2 separate regions of the Homo sapiens genome follow, and region 1 is linked to region 2. A link is a loop called in an ENCODE intact Hi-C map of the cell type or tissue named here. Cell type or tissue: gastrocnemius medialis. All regions are shown on one strand. Links, peaks and the distances in the headings refer to the core of each region. The heading gives the core; the rest is flanking DNA.

The links. Hi-C counts contacts between places; a loop is a spot of excess contacts. Peaks named below come from ENCODE experiments on the same cell type or tissue, not always from the same donor. Only the 100,000 strongest peaks of a DNase experiment are listed, where the experiment ranks them.
Region 1: it touches region 2 in a loop (3-fold over the local background); 2 of 110 quality-filtered maps call a loop at or near these places.

What each region holds. Positions count from the first base shown.
Region 1 is chr16:1,980,425-1,993,988 of GRCh38, reverse strand. It overlaps TBL3 (transducin beta like 3), which reads right to left. Exons shown (of 22, transcript NM_006453.3): 22 at 11,060-13,564. It overlaps NOXO1 (NADPH oxidase organizer 1), which reads left to right and starts at 12,520. Exons shown (of 8, transcript NM_172167.3): 1 at 12,520-12,875; 2 at 12,970-13,050; 3 at 13,258-13,333; 4 at 13,445-13,564. The coding sequence starts at 12,810. GFER (growth factor, augmenter of liver regeneration) reads right to left here and starts at 9,796. Exons shown (of 3, transcript NM_005262.3): 1 at 9,513-9,796; 2 at 9,046-9,242; 3 at 6,240-8,123. The coding sequence starts at 9,770. The coding sequence ends at 7,961. SYNGR3 (synaptogyrin 3) reads right to left here and starts at 4,019. Exons shown (of 4, transcript NM_004209.6): 1 at 3,788-4,019; 2 at 1,778-2,015; 3 at 1,211-1,353; 4 at 1-1,126. The coding sequence starts at 3,886. The coding sequence ends at 917. RefSeq lists enhancers at 428-1,005, 1,586-2,163, 4,482-5,061, 12,544-12,603, 13,080-13,564 and silencers at 1,388-1,757, 2,480-2,559, 9,505-10,044, 11,065-11,257, 13,467-13,564 and 2 more. In gastrocnemius medialis, for the core only: a CTCF peak has its summit at 10,085; DNase peaks (open chromatin) are centred at 10,008 and 13,518; H3K4me3 peaks cover 1,984 bases; H3K27ac peaks cover 1,683 bases.
Region 2 is chr16:1,604,705-1,619,166 of GRCh38, reverse strand. It overlaps IFT140 (intraflagellar transport 140), which reads left to right and starts at 7,095. Exons shown (of 31, transcript NM_014714.4): 1 at 7,095-7,199; 2 at 8,314-8,503; 3 at 11,870-12,047. The coding sequence starts at 11,901. CRAMP1 (cramped chromatin regulator 1) reads right to left here and starts at 6,807. Exons shown (of 21, transcript NM_020825.4): 1 at 6,510-6,807; 2 at 4,182-4,528. The coding sequence starts at 4,527. It overlaps LOC105371046 (a long non-coding RNA gene), which reads right to left. Exons shown (of 3, transcript NR_135176.1): 3 at 8,839-9,196. RefSeq lists enhancers at 5,911-6,411, 6,412-6,912, 7,301-7,360 and silencers at 6,291-6,450, 6,481-6,600, 6,621-7,150, 8,389-8,768. In gastrocnemius medialis, for the core only: no CTCF peak of the experiment used is centred there; DNase peaks (open chromatin) are centred at 7,016, 8,406, 8,726 and 9,002; H3K4me3 peaks cover 5,033 bases; H3K27ac peaks cover 5,193 bases.

The sequences.
Region 1 (13,564 bases), core at 5,565-13,564, 370 kb before region 2:
AGCTATGCAGAGGGACTCCAACCTGGGACTGGGCCAGGAAGCAGGGTGCAGGTGGAGAGGCAGGGACTGGGCCAGGAAGCCAAGGTAAAGGGAACCACACAGGGGCCATCTTGTGGGGCACGGTGGCCAGCTGGAGCCTCTGGGCCTCTCTCCTGCTGAGGGGCTTGTCTTGCCTGGCACCCAGGCATCCTTCTCCTCTCCTGGCAAGGTCTTACTGAAGGGCTAGGACAGGGCTGGTGTCTTGGCCCACAGCTACCTTGTGCCTTCCTGGCCAGAACCACCCACACCTGGGCAGGGGCCGGGGCCACAGAGAGAGGAGCAGCTTGTGGAGTACTAGGAGGTGAAACCCGAAGACTGGACCATGATCACAACACTGACAGGGCTGGGCTGTTCTAGCAGCCTGTGAGAGAAAGTGGAGAGTGGCTCCGGACGGGACGCACCACCATGACAGAAACGAGACAGTCACTACCCACAGGGACATGGGATGGGAACAGTGGCCAGGATCCCCAGTCTTGGGGCGAGGGTGGTGTCTTTCCCCTGCCCCCGCTTTGTCCTGGGCAGCCCCTGCACCTGATCGTAGAGGGCAGCTGGACCCCCAACCCCAGAGTGAGCAGGTGTGGCCCAAGAGGGGAAAGCCTTCCCCAGGCCAGTCCATTCCAGGCTAGGGACACACGTCCTGGGCAGTGCTATCCCCTTCTCAGGACCTCAGTCCTGGGGCCAGGTGCTGAGGGACTGGGGGAACTTGGCAGGGGCAGCCCAGACACGCGGGTCCACCCCCTCTTGGCCCCGGATGGCGCAAAGCGGCCACCTACTCTGTCCGCGGCACTGAGCTGGAAGGACCCAAGGGAGGTCCCGGAGACCCTGGGGCCTGCGTTGGTGGGGTGGCCTTGGAGCCCTGGTCTGTGCCTGCCAGCCGCTAGTAGGCGGGCACCTGGTACCCTTTGGGGCTGGTGTCCAGGGTCTCGGTGAAGGGCGGGCTCTGGTAGGTCTCGGTGCCCTCCACGCCGCTGCCCACCGGATAGCCGGGGTAGGCCTGGCTCGCCCCGGTGCTCAGCTGTTCGGTGGCGAAGAGTGACATGTCGGTGCCCAGGCGGAACCGCTGCAGGGCCTTCACGGTGAGCGCCACCTGCGCGGGGCGGGGTCAGCGGGGTCAGCCGGGATCAGCCGAGCGCCCGCCCCTTCGCCCCGCCCTCCCGGGCCCCGCACTCACCCAGCTGAGGATGGAGAAGAAGCTGAAGGCGATGGCGGCCCGCGCCGCGTCCCCCGCCTGCGTCGTGGCCGGCCCTGGCGCCGTGCGCTGCCACTGATTGGTGAGGAAGCAGAAGCCCACGAACCACAGGAAGGACCAGAGTCCTGCGAACAGTGCGGCGCGTCAGGGCGACGCTCCACGCGGTGGCCCACGGCGGCCTCGCCCGGAGGAGGAAAGGTCGGTGGGCCCGAGGCTTGGGGCGCCTCGCCTGGGCTCGCCGCGTGGCGCGAGGTCCCGCCTCCCTCTCCTGCGCTGACCCCGCCCACCCGGGAGCGCCAGACCCGTTCCGCGCCCAGGCTCCGCCCAGACCCGGGCCCCGCCTACCTAGAAAGTCCCGCGGCGCTCCCCGTCCAGGCTCCGCCCCCTCCCCGCCCACCCGGGAGGCCCATTGACACTCCCTGCCTCAGTCCCCGCCCCTCGTCACGGCCACGCCCAGCTGGAAACTCCAGCGGTGTTCCCCGCCCAGGCCCCGCCCCCTCCCCGCCCACCCGGAAGGCTCTCCGCGCTCACCGCCCCGGCCCCGCCCACCTGAGAAGCCCAGGTCCAGCAACACCGCGCGCCGGCGGTCGCGGACGCTGCTGATTTGCTGGAAGCGCACATCGAGCAGCAGGAAGGCGGCGCAGGCGAGGAAGGCTCCGAGGCCCAGCGCGACGCCGAAGCGGCAGGCGCCCGCGTTCCCGTTGAACACGCAGCGCAGCTCGGGGCCGCTGTCGGTGTTCACGTAGCCCTCGTTGACGATGGGCCCGAAGACGGCGATGGAGAACACCTGCGTGCGGCGCGGCGCTCAGGGCCCTGCGGCGACCCGACCTCTGCGAGCCCGCCTCGAGCGCCCACGCCCCTGGGCCTGTCCCTGCGTTCCCAGGCCCGTATCTGGGTGGGGGGCGGTGTCACCTCTTTCTTTCCCGAACCCTCGCGTATTTAGTAATTATTGACAACACGGGCCGTTTAGTGAGCATCTACTATGCCCAGACATTGTGTTAAACAGCCACTTTACATGCGTCCCCTCACCAAATCCTCAGAAAGTCCCCGTGGGATCGCCATTGTTCTTATTCTCTTTATAAATGCGGGGGACATTGGGACCCCAACAGGTGAAGTGACTTGTCCGGGATCACATGGCTGACAAAAGCCGGGGTTGATTCAAGCCAGGTACTCTGCACCGCGTGGGCCCGTGGAGTCCCCTCAGAGCCCACTCAAGAGTGTGGGAACAGGAGCCTTCACCTGGGCCCGCGATTCCCAGGCTGGAGCCGGAACGGCGAAGGGGAGGTGAGAGTGCAGCAGGCAGAGCGGGGCGGGAGGGAGGGTATGGAGGCAGCGGAGCTGTTGCTTCCTGCGCGGTTGGGAACTGTCTGGCCTGTTTTCTAGCATGCAAATAGGGTGACGGGCACAGCTCATGCAGTGCTGGGACAGACATGTCCACCCAGCTTCCTGCACGTGGTGGGTACCCGAGGGATGACAGCCCCCACGTGACTGATTATTAATATCACCTGTAAGTGTTTGGGCTGAAAAGATGACACCGTTGACCTCTGAGGTTCCGTCAAACCTCAATGCCTCCTGCCCACCAGTTCCGGGAGACAGGCATGAGGGGGACCGCAGTCATTTTAACCAGCGCTGCACGGGGCAGCCCTGTGTTTCCAAGAAACGACCTCCAGCCTCAACCTCATCCCTTCGCTCCTTTCCCGCTCCAGCTCCGAGAGTGGAGCCAAGGGGGAAGCCGGGACATGCACTTGTCCCCAAGAGTGGGCCACAAGTCGGGACGTGCGCTCGGACCAAAACGCAGCGTCCTGCCTCCCGGTCTGGTCAGAGCCACTCCGCAGGGGAGGCCAAAGCCCCTGCCCCACCGTGGGCACCGCCCTCCTCCAAGACAGGCGCCGAGGTGCGGCTGGCCCAGAGGTTGCCACCTGGACAAAACCCAGAGCTCGGCACCCAACTGCCACCTCCCCTGCCGGAGGGAAGGAGCAGCAGGGCCCTCCCAGGGACGCCCCAGTGGGCTAGGCTGCTCCCAAACCTGCCTTCCACACCGCCGCCAGGAAGCCCTCCCAGCCCAGAGCCTCTCCTCCCTCAACTCACAGCTGGAACTGGGGGCCAGGGGACAGGCTCCCTGCCAAGGAGACCCGAGGGTGTGTGTGCGGGGGAAGGGGAGGCGCTTCTCGGTTCCCGTAGCCCCCTCCTGCCCCTCGGAGAATTCCGTCCCCACCCCGTCCCTGCTTCCAGGTCACGAGAACAGGAAAAACGGAGTAAGGGCTGCGGAAAGGGACTGAAATTAGACCCGGGGAGGAGGTAGGGGTAGAGGCGACCGGCGGTGACCTCTCAAGGTCCCTCTCCGGCGCCGCCGGCCCCTCCTCCGCCCGCAGGTGGGCGCGCCCTGCCCGGTGACGTCACCCCAACCTGAGGCCGGCGGGGGAGGGGCCGGCGAGGATGAGAGTGAGTGAGGTCGGGGGGCGAGAAGCAGGGGGCAGGGGGTAGGGGGCAGGGGGCTGGTAGGGGCCTGAAGGTCGCGAGGCAGGGGCGGGAGCGGGGGCCCGGGCAGGGACCACTCACCCAGGACGCGACCCGGAGCAGGGTCTGGGGCCGCCGCGCAAAGCTCACGGGGTCCAGGGCGGCCCCTGCGCGGCCCGCGCCGAAGGAGGCGCCCTCCATGGCCGGCCCGGGCGGGACGCGCGCCCCTGGCGCCTTCTGTCCGCCTGTCCGTCCGGCCGGCCCCGCCCGAGGCCGCTGCCGCTGCCGCTGATGCTGATGCTGATGCTACCAACGCTGCAGCCGCTGCCGCCTCCCGGGAGCGCGCGCCGGCCGCGGCGGGGACGCGCGGGACGGGGCGGGGCCGCGCCCGCGCCCCCCACTGGGTCCATGCGCGCGGGGCCGGGTCCCTCCTCTCCCTCCGCCGCGCCCACCTCCCATCCCCCACCCTCACCTGCCTGCCCCGGTCCCGAGATGGAGACCATCCTCAGGAACCCACCAGCCAGGTCCCCGGGGGCAGGGTGGGGCTCGGGTGCTGGGCGCAGACTTTGCTAGAGCCGGGAGGACAGACAGGAGGAGTCCGCTCCTCTGGGAAGGGCACTTGGGTGAGGGAGTAAAGGGGTAGGAGGTCCACGGGCTGCAGCATCTTCCCCCAACCCACGGGAGAGGGGACCGGCTCCCTGGCCCTGGTCCCAAGAAGACCAGATGGATAACTGGGGTCTTTCTCATGGCCCCCCACTGTGCTCTAGCTGCTATCACAGCTTCTAGCCTCTGGCGGGGAGGATCTGGTGGGAAGAAAGGCGTTGGCCCCAGGAGCACCTGTTGAGGGAGGGGACAGAGCCACCGTGGCCAGCGCCGCTGGGAGTGTTGGTTTCGGTGTCTCCGCTCCTTGCCCGTGGCCAGGTGGTGGTGCTCCCAATGCCCTCCCTACTCCTGGGTCTCCCCAGCGTACTTGCGGCGCCTAGTCTGGAATGGAGGGCAGGGAGCGGCATCAGAGACTAGGAGTCGGGTGGGGGTGGTGCCTGGCTGCCCTGTGTCCCGCTGAGTCCCCTCCACAGACCCCAGCCTTGGGTGCAACAAGGTCCCTCTCCTCATGTTCCTAGCAGGCTGGAAGTTCAGATGACTCCTAGGTTTCTGTCTAGAGCACTGAGATGTCTGCACTGACATTTACAGCGCCAAGCGCTTGACCTGTGTAGTGGCGGAGACTGTTACCACCCTGTACTTCAGATAATAAGCAACCCAGGTCCCTGCTACACGAGCCGGGTGCACAGATGGTGCTGCGTGGCCCAGCCCCCCTGGAGCTCATTCTTCAGCCTTGCTGGGCACAGGTGGGCAGAGCAGGTGTTGCCAGAGGCGCTACTCACTGTGTTCCAAGTCCATCACACTGTGCGTCCGATCACAACCCCTCTCACCTGTTGGCCACAGACCTCCCCTCTGTGTCATTCATTCTCTACTTCATCACTAACATCAGCACCCAGACATGCTGCACTTTCTCCTAAAAGCCAAACACTGTTGACCCCACCTCCCCTCCAGCTGCCTTACGTTACTGCTTCCTTTAGCAGCAAACTCTGCCTGCAACACCCTCCTCTCTCTCCCTCTGACCCGGCAGAATCAGCTCCCACCGCCACCTAAACTCAAGGTTGCCACTGACCTCTCCGTGCCAATCCCAAGGGCAAGTCTGATGCTGCTGTCGACTCATTTATTTCTTTAGTTATTTATTTATTTTTTGAGTTACAGTCGCACTCTGTTACCCAGGCTGGAGTGCAGTGGCGCAATCTTGGCTCACTGCAAGCTTTGCCTCAGGGGCTCAAGTGATTCTCCTACCTCAGCCACTGGAGTAGCTGGGATTCCAGGTGTGCCACCGCACCCAGCTAATTTTTTTTTTTTTTTTTTTTGTATTTTTAGTAGAGACGGGGTTTCGCCATGTTGACCAGGCTGGTCTCGAACTCCTGACTTCAAGTGATCTGCCCACCTTGGTTTCCCAAAGTGCTGGGATTACAGGCGTGAGCCACTATGCCCCTCCTGGAGGTCCTCCTCCCTCATGGGTCCTTCCTCTGTGACCTGTGAGCCTTAGGAGCCCAGGGCGCGATCCTGGGGAGGTCTCTCCCTCTGTGCTAACTCCTTTGGTCTGCGTGTCAACAGCTCTGGAACACCAGCTCAAGCCAGAACTTTTCCTTGCACTAGAGTTCCACTGGCCTGGATGCCTTCAAAAACAGACTCTGGCCTGGCGCAGTGGCTCACGCTTGTAATCTCAGCACCTTGGGAAGCTGAGGTGGGTGGTTCATGAGGTCAGGAGTTCAAGACCAGCCTGGCCAACACAGTGAAACCCTGTCTCTACTAAAAATACAAAAATTAGCAGGGGGTGGTGGTGGGCGCCTGTGATCCCAGCTGCTCGGGAGGCTGAGGCAGGAGAAATTGCTTGAACCCGGGAGATGGAGGTTGCAGTGAGCCGAGACTGCTCCACTGCACTCCAGCCTGGGCGACAGAGCTAGACTCTGTCTCAGAAAAACAAAACAACAACAAAAAGAAAAACAGATTCTAAGGCAAAGTGAAGTTTTATTCAGGAGTGAAACTTTAAGGAAGACAGGGAAAAAGGGAAGGCGGTGGGGGGGGCAGGGGGGCAGGGGAGGGACAGCAGATACAGGCGGTATGTTCCTAAGCTGAACACAGCCTTCCCAGAGGGCCCAGCTGCTTCCTGAGGCACTCACAGGCCTCGGGAAAGGCCAGAGAGAAGCGCGCTGTGTCTGGGCGAGGAAGGGACACCTCCTCTCCTGGCTGCCCCCCATCTCCCCTCTCTTATTTGTGCCACCTGGCCCCTCTGGGCAGCCTCTACAGAAGCCAGCAGCCGCACGGGGCCAATCTGGTGGGGACATAGCAGCTCCCTCCATGGAGGCCTGAGGCGGCCATGCCAAGGTGGGCCTGCGCCCAGGGAAAGGCTGAGACTCCTGGAGGATAGAGGTCCCTGGAGTTTTATGACCACAGGACACACTGTTGCTGGGCTGCTCTGGCTGGGGAGGCCCAAAGGCTGGGTCCCAGTCACCCCCCACCTTGCTGCACTCAGCCTTCTCCATCTCTGACCCACACGGCGGCTCCCAGCAGTCTCCTCGGACTCCATCCTCACCCCATGAGTTCTCTGGCTCTCCCTTTAACGTACCCCGCATCTGTCCCCGCCGTGGGGTGGGTCTTCCTCTTGGTGGTCACTCGGTGACTGCCCCGGCTTCCTCCCCACCCCTCCTGTTCCACCCTTACCTGCCTCATCCCAGCTCAGCAGCCAGAGGACCCTTCAAAGCCACATCACTCCATGCCATCCCCTGGCTCCAAACCCGCCAAGAACTTCCTGTCAGGGGAACTAGGGGTAGAAGCCATGGCTTTGCTGGGGCCTTGGAGACCTCGTGCCGTCTGGCCTCCCAGTACTCCTACATCAGCTACTCTGGCCCCCCTGCCCCAACCAATCAACGTCCTTGCTGTTCCTGGCTCACTCTCACCCTGTGGTCTCTCTCTCCTGAGGAACCAGGACCCCAGCAGGAAATGCAGCTGAGCACAGAGGGATGGAACAAGCCCTGTCTACTGCTTTATTAAGCCCCAGCAGAAAATATACTGAAGCCAGGTTCTCAGTCACTTCAGCGTTTCATTTGGGCTTCAAACTCTGATGAAGTGAGCCCCACGAATCCCCTGTGGACAGGCATGACACAACGCTGGCAGGCATGTGCCAGGCAGGGAGAGGGTAGGATGGCTGGTGGACCCTCAGAAAGACCCGACCTGAGCTTTCCCTGTAGGGACTGAGCAGAGTGGAGAATTGAGCCCCCTAAAGTGAGCAGCACAGAGCCATGGGGGGCAGGGGCATCCCTGGCTGCATAGTGGGAAGGCAATGGCCTGGCCGCCAGGGACAGGCACAGGGATGCCCAGCCAGGCCCGCTGTCTTCCCGTGTGAGGAGTGAGGCGCCAGGGTATGCGGTGGGCAGGAAGCTACATCCTGAATGTCAAGGGGCAGCCCAGGCTGCTCCTCCTTCCCTCCCCTGCAGTTCAGCTGCAGCTCCTTGGGGTCTCCACTGAGGAGGGGGCCAGTGGGTACCTGCTGTGGGCACCTCCACTTCTGCTCCAAACCTAAGAGGGGCAGGGCAGGTCCCCACAGGCAGTGTCCTGGGGACCACCCAACTGAGACACAACAGGCTCTGGCTGTGATGCACTTTAATGAGTGCCCTGCCCCTATCCAACCATGCCTGGCTAGCTGTCCCATGAGCTCTGGCTGACCACCCTCTAGTCACAGGAGCCATCCTTCCAGCCGTCGCGCCAGCGCTCATCCACTTTTGAGCAGTCGAAGTCAGGCTTGCCCAGCTTGCGGTTCACTTCATTGTGCAGGTGGCACAGCCACTGTGTGAAGCATGCCCGGGTGCGGGTGTCTGGGTGGTTCCTGCACAGCCTGTGTAGGGAGAGCAGGTAAAGAATGAGAGGACGCAGCGGCTCCACTGCCCCTGCCAGTTCCCTGTCTGCTGTCAAGGAAGGAGAGCTGGGGCACTGCTGTGAACTACACCTGGGAGTGCCCTTATGCTCCAAGGTACAGGCACTCCCAGAACAGGGCTGACCCTGCAGCTCCCCGGGTGTGATGAACTCCCAGGGCTGCGCAAACACCCACCTGGACAGCTTGGCAAACTCCAACGAGGCCTCAAGGCAACACATTACAGCACAGACCTGGCAATTTTATAAGCTCCTAACACCCAGGAAGCGGCATCCAGTGTCCCTGGCCTCAGGCAGAGTGTGGCCTGGGTGGGGCTGGGCACAGCCTTGTAACTGAAAACTGGACTTGTTTCTTAGCATCTGAGGGCAGGCCCTGGTGCGTCAGTTCAGCAAGAGACTTCATTCTAACTGACCAGCCTTATAGCAACAATGGCGGCTCTACCCTATACATCTGGCCTAGAAACACCTGCAAGGGCCAGTGCTGGCTCTTGGATCCCTCAGTGAGGAAGAGATGGCTCTTGGGAGCAAAAGCAGTGGATTTCCAAGATTTTAAAACCAGAAGTCCTACTCTAGAAGTCAGGCAAAGTGGAGTCTTCCCTAACTTGCGGGAAACCGCCTTCAGTGCCAGACAAGGCAGGGAATCCCTTCCTGGAAGCCCTGTGGCTGTGGCAGGAGCAGTACCCAGCAGCAGATCCCGACAGCTTGGCTTCTGAGACGAGAGGAGGAGGCTCAGATAGCCCCAGTCCTCACCTGTTGGAGGTCCCTGCTCCTCAGCAAACTTCTGCCACCTCTGCATCCGTTTCTCTACGTTCCCCGCTATAACGTCAGCCAGGAGCCCCAGGCCCAGGCTCCAGTGCAAAGCTCTGCTGCGTGCAAACACATCTTACCTTTTTCTTAGGTCTTCAGCACACTCCTCACAGGGGTAAAACTTAGAAAATAAATGTATGAACTGGGCCATGTCTTGCTGCTGTTCTGGGGTGGGCAGGTCGGGGTAGTAGGCGGCCAGGGTGTGGAGGACAGCCCAGCTGTGGCGGCCCAGTTCCTCGCGATCCGGCGGGCAGTCCTCCCTAAACTTGGTGTCCCGCTGCGGAAGCAGGCCGACCGAGAGTGAGTTCATTCTCCGAACAAAGGCGCCCAAAGCTCCCCACTGTACGGCCCAGCCGGTGGCCCACTGGACTCCGGCCAAAGTCCTGCAGACGATCCAACCCACGCGCGGATGAAGGCTGTAAGGCCGGGCCTACCCGGGGGGCAAGGTTCAGGGACAGGCAACCCTGGGAAGCTCTGCCGGGGTACCTGGGCGGGGGCGGGGACAGGGGCTGCGCGGGGCTGGGAGAAATCGGGCAGGGAACTGCACCTTCTGCTGCGTCCGCATCCACGTCTTGAAGTCGACGCAGGCCCGGCACGGCCGCCTCCGGGAGGCGTCCTCGGCGACAGGAGAATCGGAGGTCGGCGCCTGGGCTGGCGTCGAGGCCGAGGCGGCCGCGTCTCTCCGCCCCGCGCCCCGGCCCCGCGCGTCGGTCGCCAGGTCGTCCATCATCTCGGAGCGCGCGCCCCCCGGCAGGAAGAAGAGGTTCCCGCCGTGGAAGCGGCCCCGCTCGCCGGGCGCCGCCATGTTGCCCGCGCAAGGCCTGCCGGGTCAGCTCGGCCTCCAGATGAGCCTCCAGGTCAGCCTCCAGGCCAGCGCGCGGCCACAGGAGCCGGAGGCGCGCGCCGTGCTCGCGGGGGCCGGGCCCGAGCCGGGGCTGGGGGCAGAGTCGGGGGCGGTGCCTGCTTGCGGGCCCGTGTGGAGGCGGAGCCAGAGGCCGCGGCGCTGGCCGGGCCCGAGGACAGGGGCGGGGACGGAGCAGGAGGGTCGGACCCTGCTGGCGCCCTCAGGCGTCGATCCGCGGCGCACGCAGGGGTTGCGCCGTCCGTGGCGGCCGTCCCGCTTTCTCCAGTAAAAGAGCAGTGTGTGGCGCAAGGTGCGCCTCGGCCGCGCTGTGGACCCGAGCTGACACCCAGGCAAAGTCCGTGTTGCGGCCCGCGACGTCCCCATCGCTCCGTTCTGAGTGTCCTGCGTGCCTGCGGCCAGGCTTTGTGCCCTCCGCTGAGGGGCGCGTCCACCCGCTGGCTGCCAAGCGCTCTCTCAACGCGGGCCGGGCGTGACCGCACAGATTGCGGCGCGCGCTAGGGTCCTGGGCTCTTGTCCCCTCCCTGGCGCCATGGCAACGGGCGTCTGGCAACGCAGGGCGCGGCGCGGCCGCAGAGGGTTGGCGCGTGCCTTGGGCTCCCTGGCGCCCCTCGCCGGCTGTCGCGGATCCTAGAGCCTGGGATGAGGGGTCGGGCTCCCGGTTGGAGCGGCCTCTGGGATTCCTGTGCCTCCTTGCGTTCATTTATCCATTCCGCTATTATTTGCGCAGTGACCGCTCTGTTCCAAGCGCTGTTCCAAGTGCTGGGCAGAGCAGGGAACACAATTCTGTTCCCTGACCTTCTCTGTTCATAATCCAGTGGTCAAGACAGGAAAAAAAAACAAGGACTCACACTCATAAATGTTCACGTACAAACTGGTGGGTCCATGCAAGGGTGTAGTAAATCTGGAAGGCCTCCTTGAGGAGGTGACCCTTTCTGAAGGATGAGGAATCAGCTGAGGAGCGCCTTCGAGACCAAGCCCAAGGTGGCAGGGTCTTGGCATTTTGCAGGAACAAAAACGCCAGTGGGACGCTAGGGAGGGTTGTAAGGTGGGAGGGGAGATCCAGGGACGGACAGGGGCCCACCAAAGACTTGGTCGGCAGCTTCGGGGATTGGGAATTTATTATAACGGTAGGAGGGAAGATGCTAGACAGTTTTGGGCAAGGTTACCCAATCTGATCCCATTTCAGTTTGCTGCAGATTCCGCTGGCTATCATATGGGGAGTGGATTTCTTTTTTTTTTTTGAGACAGGGTCTTGTTCCGTTACCCAGGGTGGAGTGCAGTGGCGCGATCTTGTTCACTGCAGCCGCGACTGCTTAGGCTCAAGTGATCTCCCACCTCAGCCTCCCAAGTAGACTACAGGCACACGCCACCACGCCCAGCTAATTTTTGTATTTTTGGGGGGCACAGATGGAGGTCTCAACATGTTGCCCAGACTGGTCTCGAACTCCTGAGCTCAAGCAATCCCCCTGCCTCGGCCTCCCAAAGTACTTGGATTACAGGTGAGGCACTGTGTCTGTCCTTGGAGTGGATTTTGTAGGGGCAAGTGAGGAGCATACAGATGGAGGGTGGGGTGTACTATTCAGGCAAGAAAAGAGGGTAGGGGAGGAAAAAGTGGAAACCATGCAGGGCTGATGGGGTGTGGGGCAGGAGCTGTCAGCTGGGGTAGGCAGGTGGCCTCAGAATCCCTCTAGGCCTCTGCTTGTGAATAAATCCTCCCCAGCTTCTCCTGTCTTCCAGGGGAGCAAGGTCTCCCCTGGGTTCACACGCTGGACCCCACCAGGTCAGCTGGGCCCTCAGCTGAGACAGGGAGAAGGTGACAGCTGGCTGGGGGAACCCTGCAAATCAGCCCTATGTGAGCAGGTGTTCATTGCCCATGCCAAGACCAGGGACAGCTTGAGGGCATGAGAGAGAGTGCTGGTGGGACAGACACACAAAGGCCCTTTGTTGCAGCCAGGGCAGCTTCCTGGAGGGATGCCTTAGAGGCTGACTGCTCCCTGAAGGGGCTGGAGTAGGTGCATCCCAACACAGAACTGGTGGCCCCAGCACGAGGAAAAACCACTGTGTGCCAGGGTTGAATGTGGCTTCCGAAGCCCGAACTATAAGGAAGCAGCCAGAGAGGTGGGGCACCTGGGCGAGCCTCTGCCCAGGCCATGTTTGCAGTAAGTCATGGCAAATCGTGAATTGAGAGGTGGTTCTCAAAACAGCCCTAGTGACCACTTCCCTGACCACCACCCCCACCCACCAAATGCCAGTGACTGCACAGATGGGCCCTCTTTCTCCTACCCCAAGTCTCCTCACTGCAGGGGAACCCCTGGGGTGAGCCTGTGAGGTCTGCCCCTCCCCCAGCATGTATAGAACAGCTCACAATAATTACGCATTTAACACACATTTCCTCCTCTATGAGTTGGGGACATTAAGAGACCTTTCCTCCAGCATTAGGATTAAGTCAGACAAAGCACTTAAAGCTGTAAGCACTGAGTCCTTGGTTCTGCACAGAAATCCCCAGGCCAGTTCAAAGTTGTTGGGCGCACCCTGGCAGGGCAATTACCTCACAGGGTAGGGGAATCCAGAGAGGTGGGCAGGACAGGTGGCGCTTTGATTAGCCCTGCCTTCTCCTCCCTCCTCCTGTGGCCAGAGGCAGGCAGGAGGGCCCCAGGCAGCAGTCCCGCCTACCCTTCGCCCCTTCTTCAGTCTTGCACGCCTCCAGGGCTGGAAAGCTCATTCTTCTTCTTCCTCCCAGCAGCTCTGCCTGGAAGTCCCCCAATCCCTGTGCTCCTGCCCCCAGATCGTGGGCTTGGGGGACAGCAAGAAAGCTGCAAAGGACTCAGCTGGGGCGGCTCCACAAGGACCCCACAGGCTTGAGGTGTTGCCAGGATTCTATCCCAGGGGGTTTTCTGGGTCCCCCAGAGCCCTCTCAAGCACGGGGAGGCAGAAGGGTCCTCGCCCATTTCAGGAATCTGCAGCCTGGAAGCCACAGCCATGGCAGGCCCCCGATACCCAGTTTCAGTGCAAGGGGCAGCCCTGGTGCAGATCAAGAGGCTCCAAGTAAGACCTGGCTGGGTCCTTAGTGGCCCCAAGGGATAGGAAGGGGGTGCCTGGACCAGCACCTCCACGGCACTCCCAACTTTTTGTCCCCCAGACGTTTGCCTTCTCTGTGCGCTGGTCAGACGGCAGCGACACCTTCGTGCGCAGGAGTTGGGACGAATTCAGGCAGCTCAAGGTGAGTGACCCTGGGCCACCCTGATGCCGCGGTGGCGGCTTCCCCACGCGGCTGCCTCCCACTGGACTGCCTCCCATCAGTGACTCCCACTGGAGGCCCTTCGTCCCTGCTGAAGCTCCCAGCCCCTGCCATCCGGGTGAGGGACCCCGCCCTCTCAAGGGTGCACAGTGGGCTCTGGAAGACCAATGCCCTGGTTCCCGCCCTCAGAAGACCCTCAAGGAGACCTTCCCGGTGGAGGCGGGCCTGCTGCGGAGATCTGACCGCGTTCTCCCAAAGCTTCTCGGTCAGGCCAGCCTGGGTACGGGAGCGGGGAAGGCGGTGGCTTGCCTGGGGGCGCCAGGGACCAGTGAAGCCCAAAGCGGCGTATCACAGTACGTTTTTGTGGTGCCTTAAGATGCACCACTGTTGGGACGCGTGGGGCGCACGAGCCGCGGCCTGGCGCGCCTGCAGCTGTTGGAAACCTATTCTCGGAGGCTGCTGGCGACTGCAGAGCGCGTGGCACGGAGCCCGACGA
Region 2 (14,462 bases), core at 2,874-10,873:
GCTGTTGTTACTTATGTGACAAAGAGCTTCTACACACCACTTTATACAACGATGTTAATTTTCACATTTCTGACTTTGCAATCATGAATCATCTCCCTGTTATATCCTTACATAAGCCACAATAAGATACAAAAATGAAAATCGAAAAGTCTACCTCATTAGACAACTTCACAACAACAGACACCACAGAAACTAGTTTTAATACCAAAAGTATACAGGTATTTGAAAAGCAGCTCAGCCTTCAAACCAATGTTCAAATTTTGCCTTACCTACTTTATCTTTTTTGGTTTTGTTTTGTTTTTGAAACAGGGTCTTGTTGTGTCACCCAGGCTGGAGTGCAATGTCCACAGCTCACTGCAGCCTCCAACCAGCAGCCTCAGGTGATCCTCCCACCTCAGCCTCCTGAGTAGCTAGGACTACAGGTACAATCTCTTATGAGACATCTTTTTGAAACATCTAGAAACTACAAACAGTCCACAGATTATACAAAATATAAAGAGTAAATTGTGCACAGTCGTTTACCGATTCCTACACACAAACGACTGTCACTTCAGACTACATTACCCTATTCTGGAGATGGTGCATTTCCCCATCCTTGATGGAACTGAAGTTCTTCGGGGTGAGAGGGGGACCAAAATAAGCAGAGGCTCTCTGTCCCCACCCCCAGTGTTCTCTCATCCCATCTGCCCCAGCAGAGCACCAGCATTCCCGGACTTCTACTCACCCCACAGGTAGGCTCCCCACCCCGCCAGCCTGTGCAGCCTCCTCCTGCAGTCCTGTAATCTTGAAGCTGCATGCATTTTTCATGGCAGAAACACCAGGTGCCTGTAAAACACCTTGTGACTTAAGGCAGGTGTTTATTTTTATATTTATTTATTTATTTAGAGACTAAGTCTCACCCTTGTTGCCCAGGCTGGAGTGCAATGGCGCAATCTTGGCTCACTGCAACCTCCGCCTCCCGGGTTCAAGCGATTCTGAGGCAGGTGTTTATTTTATCCAAAAGATGGACTAGTTTGCCCAGGGCTAGCTGGATCATGAACTGGCCAAATAGGGAAAGGTATCAGGACTCTGTCTCCTGACTTATGTCTTTCAGATGGTTTCTGCGGCTCTAAGCCGAAATCTCCAGTGCGTCCCAGGGTCACGTGGGTGGTGTATTAGAGCTGCAGGAATGTCTGTTTTGGGATTTCTGGTCTGCAGCTTACCTTGAGTTTAGGTTGAGCATGTGACTTAAACAATCTACTTCAGGTTCTGCACTCATTTAAAAGCAAAATTACAGACATGCAAGATGCCTGGCAAACAGGCACTAAATCCCAGCTACCATCGCTTTATCAATGCAAGAAGATTTAAATTTGAAACTGAACTAGAAAAAAAAGCATTTTTCATTGAAGTCAATAAGAGTGTCTTCTTCAGAGAAAGAAAACACACTTGCATGCAGAAAAGCCAAACAAGCAGACTTTCCTTTTCTCCACAAGTCCTTTCTTCCAAATTCACTGTAAGAGTCTCAGGCCCACTGAGATTGAAACTGGCCAGGGCAGTAAGTAATCAACCAAAGGAACTGCCAGTGATTGAGCTAAGTATTCCTTAGGCATAATAGAAGTTACATCATTTCCAAGTGAAAAATTGAAACATGAAGTATTGATCGTTTCCTCCCTGACAGATGCTCACCACTCCAGATGCAGATTTCTCCAGAATGTAAGAGGATTCTCCTCTGAGCATCTTTCTGGAAGGTGAGCTAAAGACTGTTGCGGGGCAACTGCCACCACCTGGCCTTCTTTTCTGACGGGTAATGGAAGCAACGACTGAGCAGAGGTCTCTCCAAAGACTGGTGTCAGAGGATGTCCTGGGCACAGTGAAGTGCCTCCCAAAGCACTGAGGAACCTGAAAGCAGAGAGCAGCGGACAGGCAGCCTTCCTTCCCGGGAAGCTCCAAGGCAGACAGTGGCCGAGAAGTTCTGTGATGCAAAGGAGACCCACTTCCTACTCCTCTCCTAAAAGCCACCATCACAGCTTAGCTTATTATTTGCTTAAAGATATATTTGCTTGTGGCCAGGAGCGGTGGCTCATGCCTGTAATCCCAGCACTTTGGGGGGCTGAGGCGGGAGGATCACAAGGTCAGGAGATCGAGACCATCCTGGCTAACACGGTGAAACCCCGTCTCAACTAAAAATACCAAAAAAAAAAAAAAATTAGCTGGGTGTGGTGGCAGGCGCCTGTAGTCCCAGCCACCTGGGAGGCTGAGGCAAGAGAATGGTGTGAACCTGGGAGGCAGAGCTTGCAATGAGCTGAGATCGCACCACTGCACTCCAGCCTGGGTGACAGAGTGAGACTCAGTCTCAAAAAAAAAAAAAAGATATATTTGCTTGCTAAAGTGGGATAATGGATATGTCACGAGGAGCACAAATTCTAATAAATTTGCATTTTATTAATATTAAAACTTAATGAAAAGTCCCACGCTTCTCCAAGCCACACAATGGGACAAGAAGCAAAGAAAGAAGTGCCAGCAACCTAAGTGTGAGCCAAGCTCAGGAAACCTTCTGCACCTTAGCAAGCCACTCTCAACTATACAAACAAAAGCAAGCCTCCCCTCGTCCCAACTGCCAAAAATTGACCTGATCACTAACGTCTCAGCAGCACTTCACTTATACATACAAGTAGCCACGTACACGTCTGAGAGTGCTTTCACACCAATGCACTATTTCATTTTAGCAGCCGCACTTCAACGGGGTGAAGTAGCTGCTCTCATTCCTTGCCTCACAGGTGAGGACACCCGACAGAAAAGCATCTCCAAGAGGGTGAAGGGGCAGAGCAAGGTTGGAGGCCAGGGACATGGGGGACGAATGCCGGCTGGATTCAAGGTCCAGGGCTTCTGAACCATGAACAACAAACCTTTGAAGGAACCATGGAGCTTATATGAGCTTAGACATACCTGTAACTAGCAATAAAAAACTAGTAACAAGCAAAGCCACTCATGTTTTCCAAATTGATCAGCAACTTTCACATCAAAATAAATTCATATGAGGCAAGTTTTAAATTCTGAAACATGCTAAGTTACCTTCTATTTACATCTTTAAATAAGTATACTTATATCAGAATTCTTTACCAATGAGTAAGGCCATGATTCCGGAGGCCAGCCTTCTTCGGTTGAGAATGCGGCAGGAGAAGTGGGCTTAATGGAACACATGTGGCACAGATCTCCAAAGCAGGTTCTCCATTAGTTCGTAATATATTTCCTTGTCAAAACTACCAGGACCATTCACTAAATGTAAACGAGCATTTCCCAAGGAAGGAAGTGAAAGATTTTTTTTTCACGTGAAACTCACTGGAAGCTGATGTTATATTTGCTATTTATACAAAGTGCTGCGAACATGGTCGGAAACAAAAAGAATCAGAGTCATTCACCTGCGTAAGGAAAAGCACAAGACTGAAATAGAAATAAGAGCAGACAACAATGAAGCACTGGCACATGGAGAACGAAACTAACATGCCGTTTTCTTACTATCTTGGTAAGAGACCCCAGCTAAGTAGCAACATTCTCCATCACCTCAGAATACAAGGGCGAACACTACAAGCTGCTGCTTGTTCATGTCAATCGTTTTCACCACTCTTTCCTTTCTTTGGCACAGAAGTAAACCCCAGTTGCAACTCAAAGGGCCCCATCTCTATGCCCTTCCTACTCTCAACCCAGGAGCACTTGAAGGAGAGGACAATGGGTCCAAGTCAGACCCCAAGGATCCTTTCTCCGCTTCTTACCCATCTTCCCCCCAATGAGTTTCAAAAGCCTGCTCCCTTGGTGCATTTCCACCGCCTGATGTCTGGGAAAGAGATACAGCAGGTATTTTTTTCTCTTCCCGTTTCCGAACTATTGTCCGCTGTTTGAAACACAAAACCATAGAAAACCATCAGTGATCCTTTGGAAAGGAAACAGCTTTAAGGGATCTCTTCGACTCCCCCCCAAAAAAGGATACTCACTGCCTCTTCAAAGAGTTTAAATATAGAAAGTCGCAGCCTCTTCGAAGGAGAGAGGGGACACATGCCCCATAAGTGCCACCCAAATTGAGAGCCTCAGTGTAGGCCGCGGGATGGGTGAGCTAGGGTGGAGCCCGGCTGGGGCGAGGGGTTCCTCTCCCCCGCGGCACACCCCGGAGAGGGGCTGGGGTCTCCCAAGGGGACGGGCCGCCCTACCTTTTCCGCGGGGCCCCGAGCCACCGGCGTTGCCGCTCCCCACAGCGCTCGGAGGATCCTTCCTGGGCCTCTTGCTCTGCGGCCGCACGCTGGACCGGAGGAAGTGGTGCTGGTCCTGGGGGCTGCCCTGCGGCGGGGACGGCGCCTGCGGCGCGCCGGGGGGCGCGGGGGGGCCGTCGGCGCCGGCCCGGGGGGTCTTCTCGTCCCTCTTTGTGCCGCTGCTCTCCTCGGCCGCGTCTGCGCCGCCGGCCCCTTCTCCTTCCAGGGACTCCTCATCGGCCGCCCGCTTGCCCAGCTTCTTGAGCCCGTCCTCCCCGCTGCCGCCGTCGCCCAACTTCACTGTCATCCTGCGGCCGGGAGAGGGGAGGCGGCCGGTGAGGCGGGCGCAGGCCGGGAAGTTTAGCGGCCCCGACGCGCTCTCAACATGGCCGCCGTTGTTTGTTCCAAATCCCCTCTCGGCGGCTCGGCCCGGCCCGCCCGAGCCCGCCCGAGCCCGCCGCGGCCCCTGCCGCCCCCACGCCGCCGCCCCCGGCCCTGCCCACCAGCCCGGGACCCTCCCGGGCCTCCCCGGACGCCCCCTGGCCGAGGCTCGCGTCCAGACGCCCGGGCCGGCGGCGGGAGGGCGCGACAGCTCGGCGGACCCTGCCCGGCCCCGGCCCCGGCCCCGGCCCCGGGGTCTATGGGAGCCCCGGCGCGGGCGCGGGTCTGGGCACGGTTGCGGGTCCGGGCCGCTGCCCCGCCCACAGCCACCTACCCGGCGGGGCCGCGGCTCATGGCCTGGCCCTGCGCGCCGGCCTCGCTCCCTGCGCCGCCTCGGCCGGCCGGGCCGCAGCCCCAGCCCTAGCCCCTCGTCCCACCCCCTCCCCGCCCCCCGAAAGGCGCGGGGCTCCCGGGCCCCGCGCACCTGCCCCACGCGCCGGCCCCCAGAGCTGGCCCTGGAGGAGGACAGAGGAGGCCGGATCCACCCCGGGACGGGAGAAGCGCGGGCTCGCCTGCCCGCACGGGGAACTCCATGGTGGCCCAATGCCGCCGGCCCGCCTGCTTATTTTAAAACACACATAAAGAATAATCAGCTCCGGGTCTCTGGGAATCTTCTTCCCAGGGTGGGAAATGTGAGCTGCTGCGGGGATTTACTAGTTAAAAATGCTTTTGCAACAAAGGAGCCTGTTGCATGGAACAGGTTGGAACCACCCGGGAAAGTGACAGCCCAGTTATGTCCGGGTCCAGGTGCAAGAAGCGGTAGAAGACAATGGTGTTAAAACTCTTGGCAACAATTAATAAAATTATTGCATCAACTTTGCTACCCACCGCCCTGTAAAATGTCAACAACAAAGTGCAGTGACTAAAAATGCTGCAGCCCAGAAAGCAGAGCCACTCAAAAATAAACTCAGACAATCAGGTACACAGCAAGAGCTGCAGCCCAGAAACAGTCCGGGACGGGCACGTGTGAGGAAGCAAAAACGCTGAAGATTAGATTCCTCAGCAGATACTGACCCTGCGTTCAACTCAACTGTTGAGAACGGGGGCATTTCCACTTCAAAGGAACACACGATCGAGGCACCAACACCAACCACGAAATACAGGGACGCGGGCGAGGACCTCTCTTTCCGAGAGATCGGGAAATGGCTTCAAAGTCGCAATGATGCCCCCACCCTGAGGTGCAGATCACACAAGGATCCGTGGCCGTTTTCTCCTGTCGGAATTGGTCTAGGGAATCTCGAGTTCATGCTAGTTTTAAAAAAAACTCTGCCAAAGAACAAAACCACCCACGACAAACACCCCAACTTAAGGGATTTCGTGGCAAGACTTCCCACTCTTCCCCCTCAACCCACCTCTTTCCACTCAAGAAACCTAAACCCCCAAAGACCTCGTCTCGGGCTGAGAACCCCGCTGCCCAGGGACCTGTCCGCCCGCAGGCCACCCGGGACCCAAGCAAAACAAACTCGGCCACCAGAGTGAACTCGCCCGCTCGCCGGGCTCCACACCCAAGACGCCGACCGAGCACGGGGAAGCGCTTTTCGCCACTGAAAGGACCGACGCCGTCCAGACTTTACCCTAAGGGCCAACAAGCAGGGGGATGGCCTCCTTTTCGCGAGAACCTCCAACGAGACCGGACTTTTCTCGGAGGCGCAGTCTCCTCCAGCCCCGTCCCGCTCCGCACCGGCTCGCGTCTCGGGATGGGGACGCAGAAGCCTCCTCGCCCTGAGGCCAGTTGTGGCTGTACCGGGCGCTGTGGAAGCGACGCCCCCCCCGCGCTCTCCCGCGCCGCCCGACAGGACCCCCCGGCCGGGCCTCGCCATGACAGCCCCGCCGCCCAGCCTTGGTCACCTTTTTCATCAACGCCGGGCGGCAGCCTGGCTTCCCGGGGCCTCCCCGGGTGCCCGCAGAACCAGCCGGGCCGGGCAGCCCCGGCCCCCGAGCGCCGGCTGCAGGGAGGCCGCAACGCCGGGCTGGTCGTCCGCCTCGGAAGCGACTGGTCGAGCGGCGCTAGCCCCGGCACGTCCCCTCCGCGGGCCGGCGCGCGGCTGCGGGGGCTGCGGACGCAGATACTGCCGCCACTCACCCTAGCGAAGCCGGCCCGCCGCCCTCAGCAGCAGTTCCGGCTACGGCGGCCGGTGGGGACCTCACGGACGGCGCGCGGGGGCGGGGCCGGGGTGCGCGGGCGCGCGGGGCGGGGCGACGAACGCGGGGGCGAGCACCCCCAATGTTTCTTCGGGCCCGTCTCCCCAAAACGGCGCTCCCATTGGCTAGCGCTGGGCGGGCGCGCTCGCACGTACGAGCCCGGTGGGCGTCGGGGGCGAGCCCGCGGCGCCAGTAGTGTTGTGACGCCAGCCTCGCGACCTTGCGGACTGTGCGTCTCTTTGGATTGGTGGACAGACAGCCAATAGGCCAGGGCCCGTGCTGTGATTGGCCGCAGCAGTGTTGACGGATACGTGAGAAGAAAACGGCGTGGTAGCTCGGAGTGTGGAATCGGGCGCGAACCTGAGTTCTGAGAAGTGTGGAAGCACGTCTGAGGCAGTTAAGCGCACCCTTTCCTGGGTGGAGTATGTGCTTCTGCGCTACGTTAGCGTAGCCGAGCGGCGCTGGGCACTTGGTCATTTTCTTCATAGCAAGAAAGCAGAGGGGTGTTTTTCAAATTCCAGTGTTTCTTTCTTTCTTTTTTTTTTTTTTTGAGACGGAGTTTCGCTCTGTCGCCCAGGCTGGAGTGCAGTGGCGCAATCTTGGCTCACTGCAAGCTCCGCCTCCCAGGTTCAAGCGATTCTCCTGCCTCAGCCTCCCGAGTAGTTGGAATTACAGGCGCGCGCCACCATACTCGCTAATTTGTGTGTTTTTAGTACATACGGGGTTTCACCATGTTGGCCAAGCTAGTCTCGAACTCCTGACCTCAAGTGATCCGCTCGTCTCAGCCTCCCAAAGTACTGGGTTTGCAGGCGTGAGCCACCGCGCCCGGCTCAAATTCCAGTGTTTCTTTTTCTTTTCTTTTTTTTTTTTTTTGACTCGCTCTGTCGCCCAGGCTGGAGTGCAGTGGCCCGATCTCGGCTCGCTGCAGTCTCCGCCTCCCGGGGCTCAGGCGATTCTCCTCCCTCAGCCTCCTGTAGCCGAGACTAGAGGCGCCACCGCGCCCGGCTAATTTTTGTAATTTTTTAGAGACAGGATCTCGCCTTGTTGCCAAGGCTGGTCTCGAACTCCTGGGCTCCAACGATCCGCCCGCCCCAGCCCCCAAGAGCTGGAAGCCCAAGCGCGAGCCCCGCGTCCGGCCGCCAGCTGCTTTCTTGGGGGCGCTCCCTGCCTCGCTTGGCTCTGTGGAGTCCGGGGCCCGGCGATGGAACAGGCCCTCAGTCACCCAACACCTCAGGACACTGCCGAGCGCATCGACTTTCCCAGAAACGCTTGACCCACGCCCTCCGCTCCGAAACTAGAAAAGCGGAGCCCAGGGAAGGCCTGGGCCGAGACCGCCGCGTGCTGGAAAGGCTCCGCCTCGGGATGCACGGGAAGGGAACACGCCCAGGAGGGGAGGATGCCGCGGTTGATCGGGGCTGTGACAGCGCGCCCTCCACACAAAGGGGACCCAGACGCCGGCCCTGCGCCGCCGTCTCTCCTAGAAAAAGCTCGTCCCGCTTCTCTCTTGCAGAGCGGAATAACCTGGCCCCCGACGCTCGGGCCTCGGAGCTGCACGTGCGTGCCCGATCGCCTTCGGCTCTTTCCGGCCGCTCGGGGCGCTTCGGGAGTCCTCGGGGCCGCCTCGCTCACCTTCGGCTATTTCCGCGTTCCTGGCGCGCCGTTGTCCCGGCAACGCGCGGCGGCTCAGCGGCCTGGCAGAGGTGAGTGGCCTTAGGGCTAGGGCGGCCGACCCAGGTCCTTAGGAGCCAGGCCGGGGTTTGGGGCCGAGGATGTGACCGGTGGCGGGCGTCGGGACCCTCCCGTCTCCTCCCACGATCCCGGCGCCGCCGAGTCCCCGCGGCCCCTCGCGAGTCCCATCGAGGCTGGGGCGGGCTTGGCGCGGGGTCCAGGTCGCTCGTCGGACTATGGCTGTCGCCCCCGCCCGGCCTCGAATCGCGGCTGATTCCGGTAGCTGGGAGAGTCCCTTTGGAATGGGCGGGGTGGGGAGGTGGGCGGCGCCATCACACCCCCGAGGCGAAACGGGACAAACGAGAGATGCAAAACAAAAACATGCTATGTTTGGTCACTCGCTGGGTCGGCCCTGAGGGTCGTGTTGCATCAAACCGCCAGCGCATGGCTTCTCAGTACCGTCCGCTGGATGCAGCGAGGACCCTGCGCAGGCCGAAGGCTCTGGACTGTGGCCTGGAGGGCGAGGCTTTGTAGGGTGGCCCCGGGTGCCTGTCCCCGAGAGTCCACCGTGGAGCCCCATCCCGGAGTTCCCTACTCAGCGTCACCGAGGAAGGCTACTCAAAGCCCTGTGACCCCGTGCCGCTTAGCTGAATGGGCTTAACAGATTCTTTCCCAAAAGCTGGTTTGATGGAGGCACTTGTAGAGGCTCTGGAGACGCTGGACGCCTGAAAGTGAGAGGAGTACTTCGGTTAGAATAAATACAGTTTTTCTCCTGTTCCCCAAAGTTGATGTATTTCCCGGTTTTATGTTCCAGAGACTGGAACTTTGTTTCAAGAAAAGGAAAGGTACTTGTTTCCGACCTGAAGCTATTACAGATTGTCATCAAGTACATAACTATTTTATTGTCAGCCATCTCTCCTCCTTGTGTTAACTTTTTAAATTATACTGATAATACTCATTTTGGGAACTTGTTAAGAGGCCGTTGAAAGGAACTATGAACAATTATATTAATGCATTGTGTATGGAACTCATTCAGGCAGGCCTGGAACCCGTTTCTTATATTGATACAACAGGAAGAATCTCTCTCCTTGCTAAGTTTCATCCGCGCAGGGCCTGTTCTGTGCAAGGCACTGTTGTAAGGAGGTGGGAATACTGGGTGCCTCCTGCTCTCTGGGGAAGATAATATGGGGGGCAATGTGTGAGCAGTGAAACTCACATTTACGGTAAAGTCTAAATGCAGCCACGGAGAAGCGCAACGTTGTGTGGGGACACTGGGCAAGAAGCACACGACAAAGGTAAAGCCATCAAGCCCTGAGAGAGCTCCCTTACCCAAAGCCGGGGGGAACCTTGAAAAACCCCAGGCAGGAAAGAAAGCAATTAGGGCCGTTTGCCTTCATAGTTATTGCACAGTGTCGTATTAATGTATCACTCATTTTTCAGAGAAATATTTTCACAGAGTAAACTTATTAGATCCTAATTTCCCTTAGCCCAGGATTTGTAACCTTGGGGCTGGCTGCAACATGTTAAAACCCCCTTTTTTTTTTAAACAGTTTTGCTCTGTCGCCCAGACTGGAGTGCAGTGGCAAGATCTCGGCTCACTGCAACCTCCGCCTCCTGGATTCAAGCGATTCTCATGTCTCAGCCTCCTGAGTAGCTGGGATTACAGGCAGGCACCACCACACCCAGCTAATTTTTGTATTTTTTAGTAGAGAAGAGGTTTCATCATGTTGTCCAGGATGGTCTCGATCTTCTGACCTTGTGATCCACCCGCCTCGGCCTCCCAAAGTGCTGGGATTACAGGCATGAGCCACCATGCCTGGCCAAAACTCATTTTAAGAGGTAATCCCAGCTACTTGGGAGACTGAGGCAGGAGGATCACTTGAGCCCAGGAGTTCAAGGCTACAGTGAGCCATGATCACACCACTGCTCTCCAGCCTGGGGGCCCTGTCTCTAAACAATATATATTTTTTAATTTAAAGGTTTCTTTTGCTATTTTAAATTGCCCAGGTTTTGATCTGGAGTGTTTGTTTGTTGTTCGGGTTTCTTTTTTTTTTTTTTTTTTTTGAGGCGGAGTCCTATTCTGTTGCCAGGCTGGAGTACAGTGGCGCGATCTCAGCTTACCGCAACCTCTGCCTCCCAGGTTCAAGTGATTCTCCTGTCTTAGGCTCCGGAGTAGCTGGAATTACAGGTGCCTGCCACCACACCTGGATAACCTTTTGTATTTTTAGTAGAGGCGGGTGGCGTTCGCCATTTTGCCCAGGCTGGTCTCGAACTCCTAAGCTCAGGCAATCTGCCCACCTCGGCCTCCCAAATTGCTAGGATTACAGGCATGAGCCTGTATAATTTTAAATGGTGGCAAACCCGGCTACAAGTATGTTCTTCTCTGCCAGTTAACTTCCCCAAATTGACTGAGGTGTAAAAAAGTGAGCAGTAACCAGACCGTCACTTTATTTATCACCCTAACCCGCCTGAAAAGGGACGATGTGTATATCTTTTCCAGATCTGAAAGGAAGAATGAAAGAGAGAGATTAAGTTCACGTAAGTGATCAAGCTCAACTTCTCACAGCTGCTGCGGCTGTGCATTCTTGACTCTCTAATAGAGGAAGACTTCTGTCTTCTACCACCTGTGAGTCAGAGGTAAAAGACAGTCTTTGATTTTATGCTTTATTGGAAATTCAGTACTGGTTTTTTTTCTGTACCAGTACTCTTTTCTGGAGCAGTTTGCATTTATTTTGTTTGAAAATGTTGTTTAAAAGGCAGTGGTGGCCCACGGCTGTAATCCCAGCACTTTGGGAGGCCAAGGCAGGAGGATTACCTGAGCCAGGGGTTCAAGACCAGCCTGGGCAACATAGTAAAACCTTGTGTCTACACAAATTACTTAAAAATTAGCTGGGCATGGTAGTGCATGTCTGTAGTCCCAGCTACTTGAGAGGCTGAGGTGGGAGGATCACTTGAGCCCAGGAGTTTGAGGCTGCAGTGAGCCGTGATCACACCACTGCACTCCAGCCTGGGTGACAGAGCAAGACTTGGTCTAAAAAGTTAAAGGGAACTACAGAAATAGAACTTGTCCTTATTGTGACTGGAATGAAAGTTACTGAGGATTGCGTGTGTAGTTAGGCTGCAGGCCTTTTCTTTCTTTCCTCCTTTGATGGCCATGAGTTGTATTCGTTTCTGTCACAGCCTGGGTGATTCCGGGTCTAACTGCTTCTCTTCTGCATGTCTCCCTGTTGGAGATCTCCTCGCATCAGGTTGCCTGCTCAGTCCGCAAGGCATTTTCAAGTTGCCGATGGTCTTCCGATGGTGGCTTTGGGATGCTTCCTTTTCGTCATTCCATGTACAGTCATATTGTTTGTTTTATTTAAAACTGATTGGACTTGGTCATTTTTTTTTCCCTGCAGGTTTCAGCGCTGAGGAGGCCTGAGTTCCGTCATGGCCCTCTATTATGACCACCAGATAGAAGCCCCGGATGCAGCAGGGTCACCCTCATTTATCAGCTGGCACCCTGTCCATCCATTCTTGGCAGTTGCTTACATCAGCACAACCTCAACAGGCAGCGTGGATATTTACCTGGAGCAAGTGAGTGCTCAGAAGCAAGGAGCCTGACTGTGGTAGCTTCTGGCTCATGTTGTTTGTGTTGCTGTTGTCCTTGTGTGTGTGCACATGTGTGTGTGTGCCTATGGGTGTGTGTGTGTATACATGCATCTGTGTGTGCGTGTATGTGTATTGGTGTGTGTATGCGCATATGTATGTCTGCATCTGTGTGTGTGTGCGCACACGTGGGTGTGTGCATATGGGTGTGTGTGTGCATCTGTATGCTTGTATGTGGGGGGGTGTATGCGTGTGTGTGCACACGTGTGTGTGTGTGCGTGTGGTGCGTGTGTGTATTTTCAAACGAACTCTACTCTAGCTTATTCATGAAGAAAACGACATCTATGAGGCCAGGCGCAGTGGCTCACGCCTGTAATCCCAGCACTTTGGGAGGCCGAGGTGGGTGGATCACTTGAGGTTAGGGGTTCGAGACCAGCCTGATCAACATGGAGAAACCCCATCTCTACTAAAAATACAAAATTAGCCGGGCATGGTGGCTCATGCTTGTAATCCCAGCTACTCGGGAGGCTGAGGCAGGAGAATCGCTTGAACCCAGGAGGCAGGGGTTGCAGTGAGCGGCGATCACGCCATTGCGCTCCAGCCTGGGCAACAAAAGCAAAACTCTGTCTCAGAAAAGAAAAAAAAGAAAACGACATCCGTCATCAGTTTTCACAGAGGCCAAATCCCAGGGTTATAAAAGCCCTAGTATGTGGGCAGTTCTTTCACGCTGGCTATTTTGGTGGCTTGGGGACATGTTTAGGAATCCTTCATGCTTATCAGCATTAAGCCACTATCAGTTCACAGTCATCACCAGAAATGTCCCCACAGTGCTGTTTGTGGATCCTGAGGCATCTTCCTCTGTCAGTGCCCTCCTGCACGCTCCATAGGGGCCATTTGGAACTCTAATCATTTCCACAAACTGGGTGGCTTTAAACAACAGGAAGGTATTCTGGCAGCTCTGGAGGCGAGAACTCCAAAATCAGGTGTCAGCAGGGCCCGCTGGCTCTGAAGGCTGAGGGGAGTGTCTGCCCCGAGCTGCTGTCCTGCTCCTGCTGTTCCCAGCAAGCCTTGGTGCTCCCTGGCTGGCAGATGCGCTGCTCCAGCCCTGCCTCTGGTGTCATCCGGCCTTCCCTTCTGTATGTCTGCGTCTCTTCTCCTCTTCCTAAAAGGACATCAGGCATATGTAACTAGGGCCTGCTCTAATGACCTCACCTGAGCTTACCCACATCTGCAAAGACCCTGTTTCCAAAGGACGCCATGTCACAAGGACCAGGGATAGGACTTCCACATATCTTTGTGGGGACACAATTCACCCCCTAACAGAAACGTTCCCCAAGCTCCTCAGACTTCGATAATCACCCTCTCGGTGCCCAGTGCACCTCATATTCCATAAAGAAAATGAGGTGCCAGGTGCGGTGGCTCACGCCTGTAATCCCAACACTTTGGGAGGCCGGGGTGGGTGGATCATGAGGTCAGGAGATCAAGACCATCCTGGCTAACACGGTGAAACCCCGTCTCCACTAAAAATACAAGAATTAGCCGGGCGTGGTGGCGGGCACCTGTAGTCCCAGCTACTCAGGAGGCTGAGGCAGGAGAATGGCATGAACCCAGGAGGCAGAGCTTGCTGTGAGCCGAGATCACGCCACTGCACTCCAGCCTGGGCAACAGAGTGAGACTCCATCTCAAAAAATATAAATAAATAAGAAAATGAGGTTTCCTCCTCTACTCACTCTTCAGCCCTCTGCAGGCTCCCTATTGCCACCACAACTTCACCCAAGCAGCGACAGTCATCAGTTGCTTCTAGGTGTCACCCCCTGAGTGTTTTGGGGTCCTTGTCTGTACCACACTCCTGTGAAGTCCTCTGGGAAACATGCCCGAGAGCGCAGGGGTAGGGCGTTCCCTGCCCGGCCTCCATGGCTTTGCCAGCTCTTCCTCCATTTCCAGCTTGTGAGCACCATGGCCTTCTGCAGAGCTTGGTCAGGGCTCCTCTCCATTTCTTCCTTCTCCTGTGATCTGAGCATCCCCAGTGGCTTGCAGACATACATCTCCTGCCTAGAAGTTCCCTCTGAGCTGTAAGCTTAGGGACCCAGCTGCCTTCCTGACATCTCTAGGGTGTTTCAAGGAGACCTCAGACTGTACAAAACTGAACTGAAATTGTCCCCCACCCTTCCCCTGCCTCATATCTCCTGCTCACTGAGATGGGCACCTCCCATCTCAATGAAAGTCACCCCCTTTATCCTGGTTTCTAGAACAAGAACCTGGGCATGACTGTTGACATTTCCCACTCCCCTACCTTGTAATCCATCACTAGATCCTCCCAGTTTCTCCCCCGGAACCTCTGGCGAGTCTGCTGCTGCTTGCCCTTCCAACCGCCCTTCCCTCCTCCAGGTTCCCATCCCCCTC